2 separate regions of the Homo sapiens genome follow, and region 2 is linked to region 1. A link is a contact called in ENCODE Hi-C or POLR2A ChIA-PET data. All regions are on one chromosome and are shown on one strand. The core of a region is the stretch at or near the end of the contact, and the rest is flanking DNA. Distances in the headings are between cores, read along the strand shown.

Region 1 (5,249 bases), core at 1,433-3,932:
TCAAGTGATCTGCAGCCTCAGCCTCCCAAAGAGCTGGGATTACAGGCGTGAGCCACCACCATGCCCGACCACTTTTATGCTTCTATTATTTTCTGTGTATCAGGTTAAGGTAAGAATCTCATTCTACAAAATGTCAGATTTAGTACGAGCTAAAGGTCAACATATACTTAAGGCTGATACTCAGTTCCACTACCACTTATTCCTGCTTACATCAGTACCATACTGTTTATACTGACATTAGAATACAATTTAATATCTCACAGACTTTAAACTTGGCTCAGAACTTCACCCAGAACTTGAGTAAATTCTACCAAAACCAAGTATCTCAGGTATGTCCACTTGTTTTTTTTTTGAGACAGAGTCTCGCTCTGTTGCCCAGGCTGGAGTGCAGAGGCACAATCTCGGCTCACTGCAAGCTCCGCCTCCCGGGTTCACACTGTTCTCCTGCCTCAGCCTCTTGAGTAGCTGGGACTACAGGTGCCCGCCACCATGCCCGGCTAATTGTTTTGTATTTTTAGTAGAGATGGGGTTTCACCGTGTTAGCCAGGATGGTCTCCATCTCCTGACGTCATGATCTACCCGCCTCGGCCTCCCAAAGTGCTGGGAGTACAGGCATGAACCACCGCACCCAGCCTGTCTACTTTTTTTAATCTTTAGTTACTACTCAAGTCCAAATCATGTACTGAAGCAGTCTCAACTCTAATCTTGACTTTTTCATTCCTGAAAATTTGTTCTAACTACTCAAAAAATCTGTGTTTTTCCTTACTATTGGGCAGCCTCCATGTATACTATTTCCTCAGCAATGTTGCTCCTCCCAACTTTTTACACATTACAAAACAGTACCTGGCACACTTCAGTTAGCAAATGAGGCTGCTAAAGGCCAGTGGTAACCAATGGTTCTCTACTTTACTACTTCAATGAATGAAAGAGATGAACTTCTCAGCCCACCTATAATCTACTGATCGTATGAGGTTTACTGCCCGCTGGCTCAGTTGGCACTTCTTAGAGGTCATTAGCATTTCCTAACTCAGTAAATGCAGGTTTTTCCTATCACAGCCTTGCTCACAGCACTTACAGCCTGTGCCATTCCTGAAAATGGTGTGCCTGCTCCATATTTCACTACTTTGATCGTACCAATAAGTCAACGATTGAGTAAGACTATTTATCATAGTCTTGGCTATCTGGTTAATTCATCAGGTCAACAATGATGCTATAATCAGAAACTGAAGCTGTCAAAATGTAATTTTAAATGATGCTTCTAGGCAGGGAGTGGTGGCTCATGCCTGTAATCCTAGTACTTTGGGATGCCAAGGTGGGCGGATCATTTGAGGCCAGGAGTTTGAGATCAGCTAGGCCAACATGGCAAAACCCTGTCTCTACGAAAAATACAAAAATTAGACAGGCGTGGTGGCATGTGCCTGTAATCCCAGCTACTCGGAAGGCTGAGGTGGGAGAATTGCTTGAACCTGGGAGGCGGAGGCTGCAGTGATCCAAGATCATGCCACCGTACTCCAGCCTGGGTGACGGAGTGAGACTCTGCCTCAAAAAAAAAGAAAAAGAAAAAAAAAAAAAGAGTTCCTAGACTTAGAATATTTTATGTCAAGTAGAAAGTGTGACAGTGTAATATGATATTATGTGTGTTACAGGGCTCCTGAACCTGGTCAGCCTACAAACATTTACTGGCTACTTACCACACAAGCCAGTCTCAGAGAAATCTGTGAACATCTGTATGTAGGCTATTGCTTTCTAGATGTCACTATTAGAGAAGTTTACACCTTGGGCTCTAAAAACAATTCCAGATTATCAAGGTATGTTAAGTACCATGCCCAGACATCTTAAATATACTTGTTCTGCTTCTGTTTTTACTAGTAGATGAGTTATTTTCTTTGCAAAGGCAAATGGTTATTTAAAAAACTCTAGAATAGTTACACAAGCTTACAGAAATTAATGACTTTAGATAGAAACTATTTTATTATCAATTTCTCTCAAACAGAAATATAACAAAAACCACTTACTAGAAGTCATTCCTGGTTGCGGCTGTCCCATGTTAGGCCCTGGATTCATGGAAACTGGAACCATGCCTGCAGCATTTGGTAGCATGTTCTGCTTCTGTAGTCTGGTCCTTCGTTTTTCTTCTAGTTCTTTCTGGATCTTATAGATTTTCTCAGCTAGAAGGTGGTAGTATTCCGCCTTTTGAATTGTTGAAGTAAAATAAGGGAGATGAGGAAAAAAGGAACTACCACCAGGTAACAGAAAAAATAAACTGAGAATAGATATTAGTTTCATTTTATATGCTGCATTAAGAACTGGTGCCAATTTAGAAAGGAAAGTTCAACTTATGTAGAGAATCTGAACTACCGTGAACAACAGTTAAGTCGCTACTTCATTATATTCTAGTGAAAAGAGAACACAGCTGGTAACAGCTCAGCACCACCCCACTCCTGTTTTTGAGAGAGACAAGGTCTCCCTCTGTCACCAGCAGCGCAATCCCGAATCACTGCAGCTTGACTTCCAAGGCTCTGGTGATTCCCCCACCTCAGCCTTTTGAGCAGCTGGGACAACAGGCACGTGCCACCATGCCTGGCTAATTTTTTGTAGAGATGGGGTTTTGCTATGTTGCCCGGGCTGGTCTCCAACTCCTAGGCTCAAGTGATCCGCCCACCTCAGACTTTCAAACTGCTGGGATTACAGGCACCGAGCCACTGCACTCGGCCAGCTCAGCCACTTTTTAGGTTGACAGGACAACCAGATAAAGTGCCACATGAGTGCACTGTATTAGGAGGAAAAACATAAGATTCTTGATGACATACACTTAAGAAACTGCTTTGGTATCCTAACTATGCTTGGGGACAATAAGACGGGATAGCTACAGCGTGTCCCCCGTCTGAAGCATATGTACTACTTGTACATGCTAAAGAGGAATAAAATAACCACAACAGGTTCAATCTTGGCTATTAATAGAAAAAAACCAGACACTCACTCGATTGTTTGCAGATTCATACATGTCCCCTTCAACTTTCCGAGCATATGCAACTAGGTTTTCCATCCGTCTGTCTTTTAAAGCAGCAGGATCCGGCGTAGGAAATATGGCTTGGACGCTGGAAAAAGAAAATCCTACCACTGTAATATCATGTCAGCATTTAATTAGTATTTTTCTGATTTTTATACACTGAACACATAGAGGAAAAGAAAAAATAATGGCAAGGTGATATATATTACTTACTGAAATGAAATTATCTTTTTGTGATAAACAAAAGAATTTTTGTCTATATTTCCGTTCACAATATAAGAAATGACTCTATAAAAAATACTCTTTGGTCCCTGTTACTCTAGACATAAAGCAAAATATTACTTTGGGTTACATACTAAAGACAGTGAGGAAAACAGGCCTTGTCATAGTATCAAGTAGCCTTCAGAGTTCCATCTGCTCTTCTAAATTTATTATTTAGCTTACTGAAATAAAATTCAGTAACCACTCTAAAATGTTAAAACATCAAAAACTTGAACTGTTCTGACAAAGGCTTATAAAAAACAAACAAAAAACCAAAAACCTGAAGTGGACAGACCAGAAATGCGTAATGATTCTGTTAGATTCAGTTTTTCACTTTCATGCAATTCCCTAACAAAATGTTTTGCACTAGTATCTCTTATGACTGACAAATGTGATCTTTAGGCACTAATTTTATTTGGACATCCCGTACTCAGTTGCATAGGACTTGAAGGAACCAGATCAAGAAGATATAAATGGAAGTCCAGAATAATACCAAGTTGGTAGAAAACTCGAGCATATATAATAAACTTTTAACGTAAAGTCAAATGATCAACCCCAAATAATCATCTCTGTCCATTAAATAAAAGTTCCTGAATAGTCTGTCACAAAATAAGAGATCGGTTATTCTTTATTAAAGGAATAATTTCATTAAACTTGTGAAGTTCTTTCCTTGTCAAATTCCGTTACTTAGTGCTACCACTGAAGAATTCCTGGCTGGACACAGTGGCTCAACGCCTATAATCCCAGCCCTTTGGGAGGCCAAGGCAGGTGGATCACCTGAGGTCAGGAGTTCGAGACCAGCCTGGCCAACACGGCGAAACCCCATCTCTACTAAAAATACAAATATCAGCCAGGTGTGGTGGCAAACACCTGTAACCCCAGCTACTTGGGAGGATGAGACAGGAGAAACGCTTGAACCCAGGAGACGGGAGGTTGCAGTAGCCAGCCGAGATCACGACACTGCACTCCAGCCTGGGCGACAGAGAAAGACTCAGTCTCAAAAACAAAAACAAAAACAAACAAACAAAGAATCCTAAATGATTAGCAAGCATGGGTTCGTGGGAGGAAAAAAAAATTCCTAAATGAAACGTATATAATTGGTAGTTTGACATAACATAAAAATAAATTAAGACAAAATGATAAATAGTTCCTCAGTCAATTAAAAAATATGGATACAGTAAAGACGACCCTGCTATTAACTGAAAGTGAAATGAAAAGACTTCTCCAAGAAAAAATACTGCATGGTGTTTGAAGGGTAAACTCTGTAATTGGCAAGGTCCAAGCTCTACCTTTTTATGATGCTGAGCACATTTCATTACCTTGCTCTATATGCCTCCCCCTCCTTCATCTGACAAAAACTCTTTAGATTAAGATGGAGTTCGTAAGGGGAGAGTGCCTGAAATATATCAACTTCTCAAAAATAAACTGCCATGTGCACATCTGGAGGACGAGAAGACCAGAGAGTCCACCCTACCAGATTTTTACATAATAAAAGCTCTACCAGGACAGGCGTGGTGGCTCACACCTGTAATCCTAGCACTTTGGGAAGCTGAGGCAGGCGGATCACTTGATGTCAGGAATTTGAAGTCAGCGTGACCAACACAGTGAAACCCCGTCTCTACTAAAAATACAAAAATTAGCCAGGTGAGGTGGCACGTGCCTGTAGTCCCAGCTACCTGGGCGGCTGAGACAGGAGAATCACTGGCACCTGGGAGGCGAAGTCTGCAGTGAACCAAGATCGTGCCACTGCACTCCAGCCTGGGCAACAGAGTGAGACTCCATCTCAAACAAACAAAAAACCCCTGCTCTACCAGGAGTAACAGAAAAGGATGTTATCAATGCAATATTTTAATGAGCTGAGGCCTAGTTTTTCTTAGATATATAAGTTTTGCAAAGGCAATAGCTAAAAACAATGTTTAATATATTATTTACTGTCACTAGACAGAATAGTTCACATACCATTAAAGCTGAAAGACTA
Region 2 (5,240 bases), core at 153-2,652, 65 kb before region 1:
CATTCTCCCGCCTCAGCCTCCCGAGTAGCTGGGACTACAGGTGCCTGCCACCACGCCCGGCTAATTTTTTTGTATTTTTAGTAGAGATGGGGTTTCACCATGTTAGCCAGGATGGTCTCGATCTCCTGACCTCGTGATCTGCCCGCCTCGGCCTCCCAAAGTGCTGGGATTACAGGCGTGAGCCACCGCACCCAGCAAGGAAACAATTCAAATATAGGTACCCTTGTCAGGCAGGGTGACAGAGACCACCTATAGTCCCAGCTACTTAGGAGGCTGAGGTGTAAGGATTGCTTGAGCCCAAGAGTTAGAGGCTGCAGTGCGTTGTCATCACGCCTGTGAGTAACCACTGCATTCCAGCCAGGGCAACATAGGAACACCCCGTCTCTTAAATATAAGGTGCCCAGAAACCAAATGATTAAAGGATGAGGCGGGGTGCAGTGGCTCATGCCTGTAATCCCAGCACTTTGGGAGGCCGAGGTGAAGCAGACAGATCACCTGAGGTCAGGAGTTCGAGACCAATCCGACCAACATGGCAAAACCTCGTCTCTACTAAAAATACAAAAATTAGCCGGGTGTGGTGACACATGCCTGTAATCCCAGGAACATGGGAGATGGAGACAGAATTGCTTGAACCCGGGAGACGGAGGTTGCAGTGAGCCGAGATCGCGCCACTGCACTCCAGCCTAGGTGACAGAGCAAGACTCCGTCTGAAAGAAAAAAAAAAAAGGATGAGTGGGTTCCAGGTTGCAGTACAGTGTGAAAAGCATAACAGGCAAAGTTTCAGAGGCGGACAGACTTAGTGCCAATCTCCTTCACTTTCCAGCCGGGGTAACTTCCTGGGGTGTCGCACCACCTCTAAGCCTCAGTGGCTTGAACGACAAAGACGAAAGAATAATACATGATTGCTGTGAGTGTACTGGAAGATAATGCACGTGAACGTTACAGACAAGGAGTGATGTTCACCCAACTTTAATCTCCCTTCACTTCCCACCTCATGTAACAGGCCTCACAAGCCCTAAACAACACAGCCACGAGACAAGCAGGATAAGGAAGATTCAGGAGCTCTCAGATCCTAAACCTAGTTCCCTTTCCCCCAGGCCAGGGACGGCTGTTCCTCCCTGAACTCCTCGCCGAACGTTGGCCCCAGCAGGAGAGGGGCAAAAAGTAACGTCAATTGCCTCTGCCCCTGGCTCAGTTTAACTACCTCAGTTTATCCATCCTCCCACCCTCCACCCTCCAGGCGTCGCTAAAAGCCCTAAAGAAGGGCCCACGGAGCGAGGCTCTCGGAGTTCCCTTTCCCAGTCACGCTAAGTCCTCGCCTTCTCACCTCAATACTCCGGGGCTTCTCCATGAGACCTCAGTTTCGCCAAGCGTCACCAGGTGCAGGAAGCCATATTGGCCTGCCCCGTCGCTCTCCGCGAGAGCACTCATTGGTCGCCTCCCTGAGCCGCGGGCCAATCACGCTGCAGGAAGGAGGAAAAGCCGGTTCCGTGCCTGCTCCCGCCATTCTCTCCCTGTGGGCGGGGAAGCCGCGGGCGGTTATGGGAATTGTAGTTCGCATGTGTGCAGGGTGAGTCGTTACCATAGCGACGTGGAAACCAGGGGCGCTGGAAACCTGGTGCGCCTCACGCCGAGTGTTCCAATTACGCCAACCTCTTGACTTCACTGGATGTTATTCTTCCCTAAACGGTTATTGAGCACCTATGATAGTCACTGTTCCAGACTCCAGGAATAACCTCGTACTCTCCCGGGTTAGATATTTAAGGTGCCCTTTTGCTGGGATGCATAGCAGAGGGACTCATTTCCAACTCAGGCAGAAACTGGACTACTCCAGATTAAAAAGAAAAAAAAAAGGAAGAAACTGGAATACTCTGTGTGTGTGTGTGTGTGTGTGTGTGTGTGTGTGTGTGTGTGTGTGTGTGTTTTCTTGAGACGAAGTCTTGCCCTGTCGCCCAGGCTGGAGTGCCGTGGCGCGATCTCGGTTCACTGCAACCTACGCCTGCCAGGTTCAAGCGATTCTCCTGCCTCAGCCTCCCAAGTAACTGGGACTACAGGCGCCCACCACCAAGCCCGGCTAATTTTTGTATTTTTTAGTAGAGACGGGGTTTCACCAGGCTGGTCTTGAACTCCTGACCTCGGGATCCACCCGCCTCGGCCTCCCAAAGTGCTGGGATTACAGGCGTGAACCACCGCGCCCGGCTGAAACTGGAATATTCTTTTTCTCAATACTGTAAATGTCCAGCCTGCTCAAAATCTTACAACATTCCTCCTTCACCACTCTCTCCTGGGTAAAAACCTCGAATCTGAGGCTCTCTGCCTCATCCCGTTAGGGTTTCCCACAACCTCCTTAGACACCCTGAGTTCTAGGTGCTGTTGTGGAGCTTTGCAAACATCTTTTCAAACCCTTAGACATCCTATCACCGTTTGAAAGAAGAGGAAGTGGTGGCTCTTCACCACTTCAGGTTTAGGCACTTTCCAAGATCACACAGGATTGGGATTCCAAATTTAGTACAGATTCCTTCCCTATGCCATGCCGTGTCCCAGTGAATTAATTGAGACTCTAAATGCAATATGTGGAGGCTGAATACATATAAAATATATGCCTAAATTTGAAGTCCGCCGTGGAGATGTCAAACTCTTCCTAGAGGTCTTTCTTTCCTTCAACCCCTTCCACCCTAAACCCCTGTATCCATGCTGTCAACGTGTTGGTTTTTCTACCTCCAAAATATATCCTGTATTTCCTCCACCACTACCACTCTAATACAAGCCACCGGCCCATTGCAGCAGCCCTTCAACTGGTCACCCTTTCTTTCTTTCTTTTATTGATTGATTGATTGATTGAGATGGAGTCTCCCCTGTCGCCCAGGCTGGAATGCAGTGGGATCTCCACTCACTGCAACCTCCACCTCCTGTGGTCACCCTTTTTAAATCTTCACCTTTAATACACACAGGTGATCTTTAAAACTCATTGACCTGGCCGGGTGCAGTGGATCACGCCTGTAATCCCAGCACTTTGGGAGGCCAAGATGGACAGATCACAAGGTCAGGAGATCGAGACCAGCCTGGCCAAGATGATGAAACCCTATCTCTACTAAAAATACAACTATTAGCTGGGTGTGATGACGGGTGCCTGTAATCCCAGCTACTTGGGAGGCTAAGGCAGGAGAATCGCTTGAACAAGGGAGTCAGAGGTTGCAGTGAGCCGAGATTGCACCACTACACTCCAGCCTGGGCAACAGAGCAAGACTCCATCTCAAAAAATAAAAATAAAAATAAATGTTCTGGAATAAGATAGTGGTGAAAAAAAAAGAAAAAGACAGGTTGGTTCAGCAAGTGCAAAGGCCACATTGGTGGAACAGCAAGTGCAAAGGTCCTGGGGCCAACTCAAGCTTGGTATGCAATAAACAGAAAGACAGAGAGAGTAGATGGATATAGCAAAACATGGAGAGGGTGATACAAGATGAGGTTTGAGAGAAAGCTGAGACCAGGTCATTCAGGGTCTTGTGGAGTGCTTGGATTTTATTCTGTGCAAGGGAACGGCATTAGAGTTTTTTTGTTTGTTTGTTTTTGAGACAGAGTTTCACTCTTGTTGCCCAGGCTTGAGTGCAATGGCGCGATCTCGGCTCATCACAACCTCTGCCTCCCAGGTTCAGGCAATTCTCCTGCCTCAGCCTCCCAAGTAGCTAGGATTACAGGCATGCACCACCACACCTGGCTAATTTTTTTTTTTTTTTTTTGTATTTTTAGTAGAGATGGGGTTTCTCCATGTTGGTCAGGCTGGTCTCGAACTCCCGACCTCAGGTGATTCGCCCACCTGGGCAAATGGTCTTGATCGCCTGACCTCGTGATCCGCCTGCCTTGGCCTCCCAAAGTGCTGGGATCACAGGCCTGAGCCACTGTGCCCAGCTAAAAATTTTTTAAAATTAGCTAAGTGTAGTGGCATGTACCTGTGGTCCCAGATACTCTGGAGGCTGAGGAGGGAGGATTGCTTGAGCCCAGGAGGTTGAGGCTACAGTGAACCATGTTCATGCCACTGCACTCTACCCTGGTGACAGAGAAAAAAAAAAGTTGTCTGGCTGGGCATGGTGGCTCACACCTGTAATCCCAGCACTTTGGGACGCTGAGGCAGGTGGATAACTTGATATCAGGAGTTCTGCCAGACGCGGTGGCTCACGCCTGTAATCCCAGGACTTTGGGAGGCCAAGGTGGGCGGATCACCTGAGGTCAGGAGTTCAAGACCAGCCTGGCCGACATGGTGAAACCCCATCTTTACTAAAAATACAAAAATTAGCCGGGCTTGGTGAGGCATGCCTGTAATCCCAGCAACTCCGGAGGCTGAGGCAGGAGAATCGCTTGAACCTAGGAGGCGGAAGTTGCAGTGAGCTGAGATCGCGCCATTGCACTCCAGCTTGGAAAAAAAACAAAAAAGGAATTCTAGACCACCCTGGCCAACATGGTGAAAACCCTGTGTCAATTAAAAAAAATTACAAAATATTAGCCTGGTGTGGTGGCACAAGCGTATAGTCCCAGCTACTTGGGAGGCTGAGGTGGGTGGATCACTTGAGGTCAGGAGTTTGAGACCAGCCTAGCTAACATGGTGAAACCCCATCTCTACTAAAAATAGAAAAATATTGGCCGGGCACAGTGGCTCATGCCTGTAATCCAAGGACTTTGGAAGGCTGAGGCAGGTGGATCACCTGAGGTCAGGAGTTCGAGACCAGCCTGACCAATATGGTGAAACCCCATCTGTGCTAAAACTACAAAAATTAGCCGGGTGTGGTGACATGCGCCTGTAGTCTCAGCTACTCGGGAGGCTGAGACCGGAGAATTGCTTGAATCAGGGCGGTGGAGGATGCAGTGAGCCGAGATTATGCCACTGTACTCCAGCCTGGGCGACAGAGCAAGATTTTCTCTCAAAAAACAAACAAACAAACAAAAACCAACAACAACAAAAAAGTTGTCTGGGTGGAATAGCACAATGGCAGGGCATAGAGCAGAAGAGGTGAGTTTAAGGGATTTATGTACATAGTTTGGAACAGAAGAGCACGTTTGTGTTGCTATTGGGAGTGATCTAGTAGAGAGAGACAGATCAATGATCCCAGACAGAGGGACAGTGATGCACAGAGGGAGGGCCTTAAAAGAGAGGAGCGTATTAGGTCCACATGTAGAGGGATGAATTAGTCCAGCCAAAAAGGGTACCTTTGCTGCAGGATGAAACCCCTGCCCAGGAGCTCCATAGC

Evidence for each region. Hi-C counts contacts between places; a loop is a spot of excess contacts on that map. ChIA-PET counts read pairs that join two places held with the same protein, here RNA polymerase II (POLR2A).
Region 2: a loop to region 1 is called in a map of adrenal gland, with 3 times the contacts of the local background. The contact joins the promoter of L3MBTL2 here to the enhancer-like site in region 1. A Hi-C loop is called at or near these places in 1 of 168 maps with a recorded cell type or tissue (adrenal gland). POLR2A ChIA-PET finds 5 or more read pairs at or near these places in 5 of 52 experiments (CD8-positive, alpha-beta T cell, GM12878, HEK293T and 2 more).

What each region holds. Positions count from the first base shown.
Region 1 is chr22:41,137,989-41,143,237 of GRCh38, reverse strand. EP300 (EP300 lysine acetyltransferase) reads right to left here. Exons shown (of 31, transcript NM_001429.4): 9 at 2,981-3,098; 10 at 2,016-2,190. Among named protein-coding and RNA genes, the nearest start is that of EP300, 48 kb to the right of the region's middle. Within about 2 kb of position 2,682, at least 3 of the 41 ENCODE cell types and tissues checked have a DNase peak (open chromatin) inside an H3K27ac peak, as active enhancers do.
Region 2 is chr22:41,201,474-41,206,713 of GRCh38, reverse strand. It overlaps L3MBTL2 (L3MBTL histone methyl-lysine binding protein 2), which reads right to left and starts at 1,402. Exons shown (of 17, transcript NM_031488.5): 1 at 1,328-1,402. The coding sequence starts at 1,351. RefSeq lists an enhancer at 58-558.